Regions from separate parts of the Homo sapiens genome. Here region 2 is linked to region 1. Evidence: chromatin contacts called from ENCODE Hi-C or POLR2A ChIA-PET data. All regions are on one chromosome and are shown on one strand. Each heading gives the region's core, a stretch centred on a gene start or an enhancer-like site at or near the end of the contact. The rest is flanking DNA. Distances are from core to core; before and after follow the strand shown. Region 1 overlaps ERC1 (ELKS/RAB6-interacting/CAST family member 1). Region 2 overlaps ADIPOR2 (adiponectin receptor 2).

Region 1 (4,064 bases), core at 283-2,782:
ATAAAGCAAAACTACTTATCTATTCTTAAATTATCTATTTCACTGCAACCTTTAAAAAATATTTATATTAAGACAGTAAATCCACATGGTATCATCAACTCTTTCTCTTCGATCATTGAAAGTAAGATAGATAAGAATCGATCTGGGATTATTTAGCAAATACACTAAATATCTATCTGAAGTCATATACCTATCTGAAGATGGTGGATACCTAACTGAAGTCATAGCCAATAGTCTAGATCATCTTCCAAGATTTTGAAAAACACTGCCCGGGCATGGTGGCTCATGCCTGTAATCCCAGCACTTTGGGAGGCAGAGGCGGGCGGATCAAGAGGTCAGGAGTTCGAGACCAGCCTGGCCAATATGGTGAAACCCCATCTCCACTAAAAATACAAAAATTAGCCAGGCTTGGTGGCATGCGCCTATAATCCCAGCTACTCAGGAGGCTGAGGCAGGAGAATCACCTGAATCCAGGAGGCGGAGGTAGTGGTGAGCCAAGATCACGCCAAGCCAAGATCACACCACTGCACTCCAGCCTGGGCAACAGAGCGAGAGGCCATCTCAAAAAAAAAAAAAAAATTCTAAAAACACTAACTTTATTTTCAAACAGGATATGAAGACACATTGTCTAATAATCTGTGGTTTAAAATTAGACTATCTAGAACTTTAACAGATTCCAGTTTCCTATATACAGTTATTCATAATATCACAACTTAAAGACACTTAAATGTACTCCAAACACAGTGTAACCAAGCTCATTGTCATTCATGACTAGAAAATTCACCAGGGGTTGAACTGAAGCTTCTAAATCAATGATTTCTCTTTTACAATTATCCTTTTATTTTTAATACTGTCAGAGTATACTTTGAAGTACAGACTTGGCAAAAGTTTAAAGAATTAAAAACATAAACTGCACCTGTTTTAACTTGTTAGATCTAAGAACAACTGAAATAAGATGGTTACATTTTAGCACAGTGACTGATCACGCTGCTGAAGAATTAATCATAACATTACTCATATTTCCCAATTCTAAACATAACAAAAACAGCACAGGTAACGCTTATGAAAAGGTGCCAAGAAACCAACTCCCCACAAATCCCAGAATTGTTTCTACCTCAGTCTGCAGGATGGCAGCCCTCTGCTCCTTAGCAGTCAAGGACTCCTTCAACACTTCAATGTGCTGTTTACTATCTGAGAACTGGTTTGTGAGTGTTTCTAGCTTTGTCTGCAGGGCGAGTAGTTCTGTGTCCTTTCTGGACAGCTCCTGTTTCACCTGGCCAATCTAGAAAAGAAGTAAAACACTTTAAGGAAAAAAGAAATAAAACAAACACCTCTTATCTGTATCTTTCACAGATCTGAGTCACAAAATATGAAACTAAATGCAGCACGAACTGTGTGATAGGTCATATTCATCTTTTTGCATGACATAACCTTGGATCTCCCCAACCCTGAGCCAAAAAAAACCACTAAACTTATTCAACCAATAGGGAAATGTCCAGTTTTCATTTATTGTGTCTTCTAAATATTCTTTGAAACCTCTTAGAAAGGGAATGGAGGGAAAGGAAATTCCAATTCAATTAGATGACTATGAGACAGCAGTAAGCAACTGAACACCACTGTACTGATGAAATGGTTTTCATTTTTCTAGGTGAGACCTCTTCAGAACATGATGGATCAAATGCAGGATGAGTGCAGATATAACAAAAAAGGTTTTAGAAACCTCCTAGTACTATTTAAAATTCAAAATCTGCTGCTGTTGTGCTAATTTTTCACTGTTATCTTTTTCATTCTCAAAAGTTTGCATAAAATTCTTATCTTAAAAAGCCACTTTTAATGTTATACATAACATGGTTTTGTAAAATCCTATAATTTGATGTTATGTGTATTGATTAATTTCTCTCTTAACATTGAAAGTATTTTCTTTCTAACACCTTCTTTACATTCCTGTTTTCTAAGAATTTTAAAAATAGTTTTTTACCCTAAATGGAAGCCATGTAAACAGAAATTACATCTCCTTTTAAATTATGTCTACCACCTAACAAGGAACTAAAAAAGATACTAATTATTGGAAGTATACATTTGACAAGTCAGTAATTTCGGTGTCACTGATGAAACAAAAAGTTATCTTTTCATTTTCAAAAACTTGAATGTATCTAAAGTATTGTAATTGTAATAATCTTAGGTATAAGGGATAAAGCTTTTGAGAACAATTTCCCATGAAGAAATAAATTTCACATTAATTAAAATTAGACCTTTGAGGAACACCAAAAATAAATTTCCAATTTAGCCTTCTGTTTCAAAAAAGATTAAGTATTTTTCTCATATGCATAAAATCTCTTTTTAGAGATATAGTTATTCATTCATTCAACAAATATTTCTGTATGCTTATTGTATACAAAGTACCTGAGGATACTAAAAACATCAGTGGAAGATAATTTTAAACGGTGGCTATATTCATCCTGCAAAATAGTATGTACCCAAGAGTTAGCACACACTGTAACAACGTGGAGTCTTTTATGATATCCCTTCACCAATAAAAACAACCCATTAACACTATTCCATTCCCTAACACACTGATTGTAACAAAAACACATTTGTTGTATGAATGAATATTTTGGGGGATGTTCAAAGTGTTACCATTTTCTCAGCTAAAGAACTATGACTAAGATTATTCAAATTTCCAGCTACCTCCAATCACGTGGTCAAAAATAAATATAAAAATCTGTTTCGTCATCATCTGCATTATTAAGTAAGCTTCAAATAATGCTATATTGACCTTAAAGACTAAGAAAGAAAAGAAAATATTTTAAATGAAAAGCAGGGTTTAGGCCGGGTGCAGTGGCTCACGCCTGTAATCATTGCACTTTGGAAGGCCGAGGCGGGTGGATCACAAGGTCAGGAGATCAAGACCATCCTGGCCAACATAGTGAAACCCATCTCTACTAAAAATACAAAAATCAGCTGGGCATGGTGGCGCATGCCTGTAATCCCAGCTACTCAGGAGGCTGAGGCAGGAGAATCGCTTGAACCAGGGAGTCAGAGGTTGCAGTGAGCCGAGATCTCGCCACTGCACTCCAGCCTGGCGACAGAGAAAGACTCTGTCTCAAAAAAATAAAGAAAAAGAAAAAAAGAAAAGAAAAGCAGAGTTTAGAAGCACAAATTTTCCTTAAAGACTGAGAAGGGAAGACATTATAAAGGGGAAGCAAATATAATACAAAGCTTAGGAGCACAAGGCTTTGCAGACATTCACCTATCAGAACTAAGCTAGCTATGTGTCCCTGAATAATTACTTTCCTAATCAGTTTCCTAATTAGTAATAAGGAGAAATTATACGAATGCCACTGTACTGTTTATGGATTCAGTAAAATAAAGCGTGAAATGTGCTTAGCCTGTTGTCTGACTCAATGCAGAAATTACTAATAGTAGCTATTTTAAAAAGGAAGTTATTGATCAACCTTCCCTCTAGCCAATATATGGTTTCCATAAACCAAATTAGACCCTTTCCACCAAAATATTTCCCTTTTTAATATATACTATAAAGTGGACCATAAATAGCAAATCTACAAAAGTAGCCCAAGTTTGGTTTTTTAAATGCTGTATTTTTTTATTCCAGTCTTAGCCACAATTATTTTCAGAAGCAGTTTTTGCTGACACTTTGACAAATGTGTGCACAGCCTAGTATAGGTCAGTAAAGAACTTGTAAGCAGTATGTGGAAGAAGACTGCCTGTATAAAACCAAATCCTGCCTCTTACTAGCTGTGTTTTCCTAGGCACCATTCTGTTACCTCAGTTTCCTCGTCTATAATTTGGAGTTGATAATATGTCTAACTCAGCACGTTATAAAATGTTTACAGTAAGTGTGCAAGTGTTAGCTACTTTATTATTCAGCCATCCCTCGGTATCCATGGGTCCATGGGGGACTGGTTCCAAGACACACCTTGGATACCAAAATTAATGAAGGCTGAAGTCCCTGATATAAAATGATGTAGAATTTGCATATAACCTATGCACATCCTCCAGTATAGTTTAAATCATCTCTAGATTACTTGTAATACGTAATACAA
Region 2 (4,297 bases), core at 747-3,246, 660 kb before region 1:
AGCTAATGTGGGCTCAGCAGTTCTTCCAGTCTATTACCCTATAAAGCAAGAATCCAGGCTGCAAATCAGCAAGATTCACCTTCAGACAATGACCTCCACCCTACCCACTACAGGGTCTTGTGACAATATGGGTAAGCCATGGAAACTTGGCTCTCTCTCTACTCTATGGAAAGACTGCCACTTACTCACCAGCTACTGTGCCCATTCCTTTTGCTCCACAACCTGTTTCTTGTTCTCTGCTCTCTTACTTCCTTACAGATATTTGTAAAAGAACTAATCCTCTGTGTAACATCTCCACATCCAAAGGAAGTGAGGACTAACAATTTAAGAACAGATGTGTCCCTCTTAACACTCTAACCAAACTAGCCCCCTGCCTCTTCCCTACTCTTCCTGCCCCCAGCCATACAAAACCTCTCCTCCCTCACTTTCCAACTCAAAACGTGGGGTCTGTGGTTACTGGTGCTAATGTGGCCATTCTATGCTTGCTTCTAACATACAATAAAATAAAATAATGCCAAAAGACTAATCTATATTTTTAACATCTGCTGCTAATAGTACTACCACTTACAAAAGTAGCTGTATGAGATCTTCCACAGGACTTTATGGAGAGAAAGAGAAAGGGGATCAGGGATCCAGTATCCCTTCTGTTGGAACTGCTGGAAGTCTGTCAACCTCTGCAGTCTGCTTCTTTTAGTGTCAGAGAGAGACCAAGATACTGAATTTTTTGCATCAAATTTGAATTTGGGAAAAGACCACTATTGTTGAGATTAACCTTACAGAATGTTGCTATTACCTTACTTTGGGGGAATTTTATTTTCTGAGAGGGAGAGGAAGACAGAAATCAACCCTTACATCTTCAAGGCAATTCACAATGTGCACACAGCTCTGCTGTATCCAAACTGCTACTCTGCTACCCCACACAGACAAAAGAGTCATATGTTCCTTTTTTACATTCAAAAAGAATATGTGAGTTTCTTATTGGTTATATATGCATATAATTTCAGAGTGATTTTCCCTGGTATTTCTAAACAAATGTTCTAGTGGTCTAAATACTGAGACAAGGAGCTATACTTTCTTAATTACACTGCAATTAGTGACACATTCAACAGACACTGCACCCTCATTCTCAACCTGGAGTCATATACAGTCAGCCAAATTCCAACACAAATAGGTATCCTCTTTTACCCCCTAGAATAAAAAAATAAGATCACGGCTTAGCCAAAGACATATTTATTTATAAGCTTGACAAAGACACTGCCTACCTTCAAATATCTTAGTAATAATCCACTGGGTATGTGGATATATTAGACCATAAAATGCACAAAAACATTTCTTAAAAAAACAGCTGGACGCAGTGGCTCACGCCTGTAATCCCAGCACTATGGGAGGCCGAGGCGGGCAGATCACGAGGTCAGGAGATGGAGACCATCCTGGCCAACATGGTGAAACCCCATCTCTACTAAAAATACAAAAATTAGCCGGGCATGGTGGCACATGCCTGTAATCCCAGCACTATGGGAGGCCGAGGCGGGCAGATCACGAGGTCAGGAGATGGAGACCATCCTGGCCAACATGGTGAAACCCCATCTCTACTAAAAATACAAAAATTAGCCGGGCATGGTGGCACATGCCTGTAATCCCAGCTACTTGGGAGGCTGAGGCAGGAGAATCACTTGAACCCGGGAGTTGGAGGTTGCAGTGAGCCAAGATCGTGCCACTGCACTCCAGCCTAGCGACAGAGCGAGACTCAACAATAAATAAATTTCAAAAACAAATAAACTCCCCATAGCATACATCCTATTCCCACATGGACCTGGTTATGCTGGTAAATAGCAAACACTGAAGTCTAGGGGAAAAAAGAGTGACCAAGATCAAACGTGGAAACTCTAAAGACTAAATTATCCACAGCACATTTCATATTAAACTGTCTCTGTTTACTTGCTTCCAGTCCAAGAAATAGAATCCCTGTGCCACTAGACACGGCTGGTTTTCAAGTGTGGTCAGTTGCACTGCCATGGCAGGGTTGAGCCACACCAGACAACACTGTGTAACAGGATGCCTCTTCATTCTGCTGTCATCAACAAACTGCTAAGGGATATTTACAACACTCCTTTTCCTTCAGAAGATCATAGTTTGTAGCAAACAAATGTCCTGCCCTATTTATTCTCTGATTTGCTGTTAAATTTAGAGTTTTATTTGTTTTATTCTTTGTTCTCTGTTCAGAAAGGGAGAGGACAAAAAGGCAGTTAAGTCAGCTACCGTACCCCGCTGATCTCTAAATATTAAAATCCCCTAATGGCCCAGATACTAAATTTGCCAACTTTGAGAGATTTCTTCACACCAAATTTGCATTTTAAAAACAAAATAATCTTTTGTATCCCTTTGTGCTAATTCTCCTGAGACAGTGATCACTAGAATGAATCTATTGTTCTGTTCAGTTGTTTCTTCACTCATTTTCAAACTGGCTAAAATTTTCTATTACAGACCCATAAATGTTTAAACTCCCCCTGAAAACCCACTGGACCCTTAGTCTTGGAAAGGATGTCTATGTTCAGATCACAATGTTCTCTTTTCATACCCTGGTCCAAAGTAATAGCATTCTAAGTCCACTGATCCCAATTATTTCCAGCATTATTGTGAATGTAAGAAAACCTATATTTAGTCTCCTGGATCTAAGACCATGTACATAAAAAGTTTTGGTTTCATAAAAGCCATGAAAAGCTAAGTGTCACAAAAATTTCTCTCTAAATAATAAAGAGTTCTCCAGAAATGTTTAATAAATCAATTTACATACACATACGTATACACACAGACTGATCGACTTACATTAATTAGATTCTACCTGCCAGGGCCCTTATTGATCTGATTGATCAAGTACCTACAAGTTTACCAGTGTGTCTATTTTCTCTAAGCAGGCAAACTCAATTCTAATTACTATTTTAGAAAAAAAAAAAAAAAAAAAGAATCCCATAATAGGTCCTAGGGAATCAAGACAATGGACTGGAAGAAAAACCTTAAGAGACAGAATGTATACCAGCTGAACTGAAAATACCAGATGTACATGGAAACTGGAAAATCTCTCTCAAGAGTAGCCTGATTACTCACAGAATCCCTAGAAAGAACAGTACATTTGCCATTGCAGTCACTCAGCAGAACAGATTTAAGGGACCTGCGGAGGGCATTTTCATATCTCCAGGCGTCAACCACTTCTGACTATGTTTCATTCTGTTTGTCTAAACCACCAATAAGACATTTACTCTGTTAACCTACATTAGGAAATGTTTGTTTCCCAGCTGGATATCCTAGTTTTATCAGAGCTTTATCATGGCTACTACAAGCCAACAAATGTATTCTGTCTTCAACAGGATTAGAGTCCCAAGACCACTTCTGTCCCCATCTTGCCACAGATCTTCCCCAAAGCAAACCAAAGGCTATAGTACTACCACTCTCTTTAAAGGTTTCTGTTTTGGAAGGGCTAAATATATAGCATGACAATGACAAGAAACTGCACTCTTACCTTACAAACAAATTCTTCCATTTTTTCCATAGCATGATGGGCTTGTAAGAGAGGGGACATGCCCATAAAGCCCTCATCTTCCTGAGGAGCTTCATCACTGTATTCATGTTCCTCAGAGCTCTGCAAGGCAATCACAGAAACAGTCAAGGACAGAGACTGGGAGCCAAATGACACAATCAATACATTTCCCTTGTGGAATTATAATGAAATTCTTAAGGTCAAAACAAGGCCTTAGACAAGAATCAACAATATAGTAAGTCAGTTTATTATAGAATTATTAGTATTAAAAATGAACACTAGTACTCAATTCTTCTCTGACAGATGAATTAACTGTCTACTATAGCAGCATCTCTGTTTCAGTAGCAAATTCCTGGCTTTACTGGTTTGTTTTTTAAAAATTATGTCATAGACCCCATAATAATATTACATAAAGTTGAGAAATTACTAAGGGGAAAACCTCCAAGACTCGCACCTGGGACACATAAAATAACTAACTGTGATACACAATGTGGTAAGTACTCTAGTGGCAGAGAAAGAAAGGGGAGAAAAACATTTAATAAATTTTTTAAATATATCCAACACAGAGGAAAAGGCTTTATATATAGGTCATCTAACTTAATCCTAACAACCACCTTATTAAGTAAGTATTCTCATTCCCATTTAACATATAAGAGCATTAGGCAAAGAAGTTAAGTAAGTTGTCCAAGGTTAAAGCTGAAGTGGAAAAGTCAAACTCCAAAACCCACTGCCTTTCCACATTCTGGAGAAAATGACTGATTT

What was found. A loop is a pair of places that touch in the nucleus more often than their neighbours do. ChIA-PET counts read pairs that join two places held with the same protein, here RNA polymerase II (POLR2A). Pooled maps may share reads with other maps.
Region 2: a loop to region 1 is called in a map with no recorded cell type, with 2.8 times the contacts of the local background. The contact joins two enhancer-like sites. A Hi-C loop is called at or near these places in 2 of 37 single-sample maps with no recorded cell type and 1 of 50 pooled maps. POLR2A ChIA-PET finds 5 or more read pairs at or near these places in 1 of 52 experiments (activated T-cell).

Annotation. Positions count from the first base shown.
Region 1 is chr12:1,113,084-1,117,147 of GRCh38, reverse strand. ERC1 (ELKS/RAB6-interacting/CAST family member 1) reads right to left here. Exons shown (of 19, transcript NM_178040.4): 7 at 1,115-1,282. LOC124902857 (a long non-coding RNA gene) reads left to right here. Exons shown (of 3, transcript XR_007063157.1): 3 at 1,649-1,734. Among named protein-coding and RNA genes, the nearest start is that of ERC1, 120 kb to the right of the region's middle. RefSeq lists an enhancer at 549-1,748. Within about 2 kb of position 1,532, at least 6 of the 41 ENCODE cell types and tissues checked have a DNase peak (open chromatin) inside an H3K27ac peak, as active enhancers do.
Region 2 is chr12:1,772,182-1,776,478 of GRCh38, reverse strand. ADIPOR2 (adiponectin receptor 2) reads right to left here. Exons shown (of 8, transcript NM_024551.3): 3 at 3,518-3,637. Among named protein-coding and RNA genes, the nearest start is that of LRTM2, 46 kb to the left of the region's middle. RefSeq lists an enhancer at 1-421. Within about 2 kb of position 1,996, at least 4 of the 41 ENCODE cell types and tissues checked have a DNase peak (open chromatin) inside an H3K27ac peak, as active enhancers do.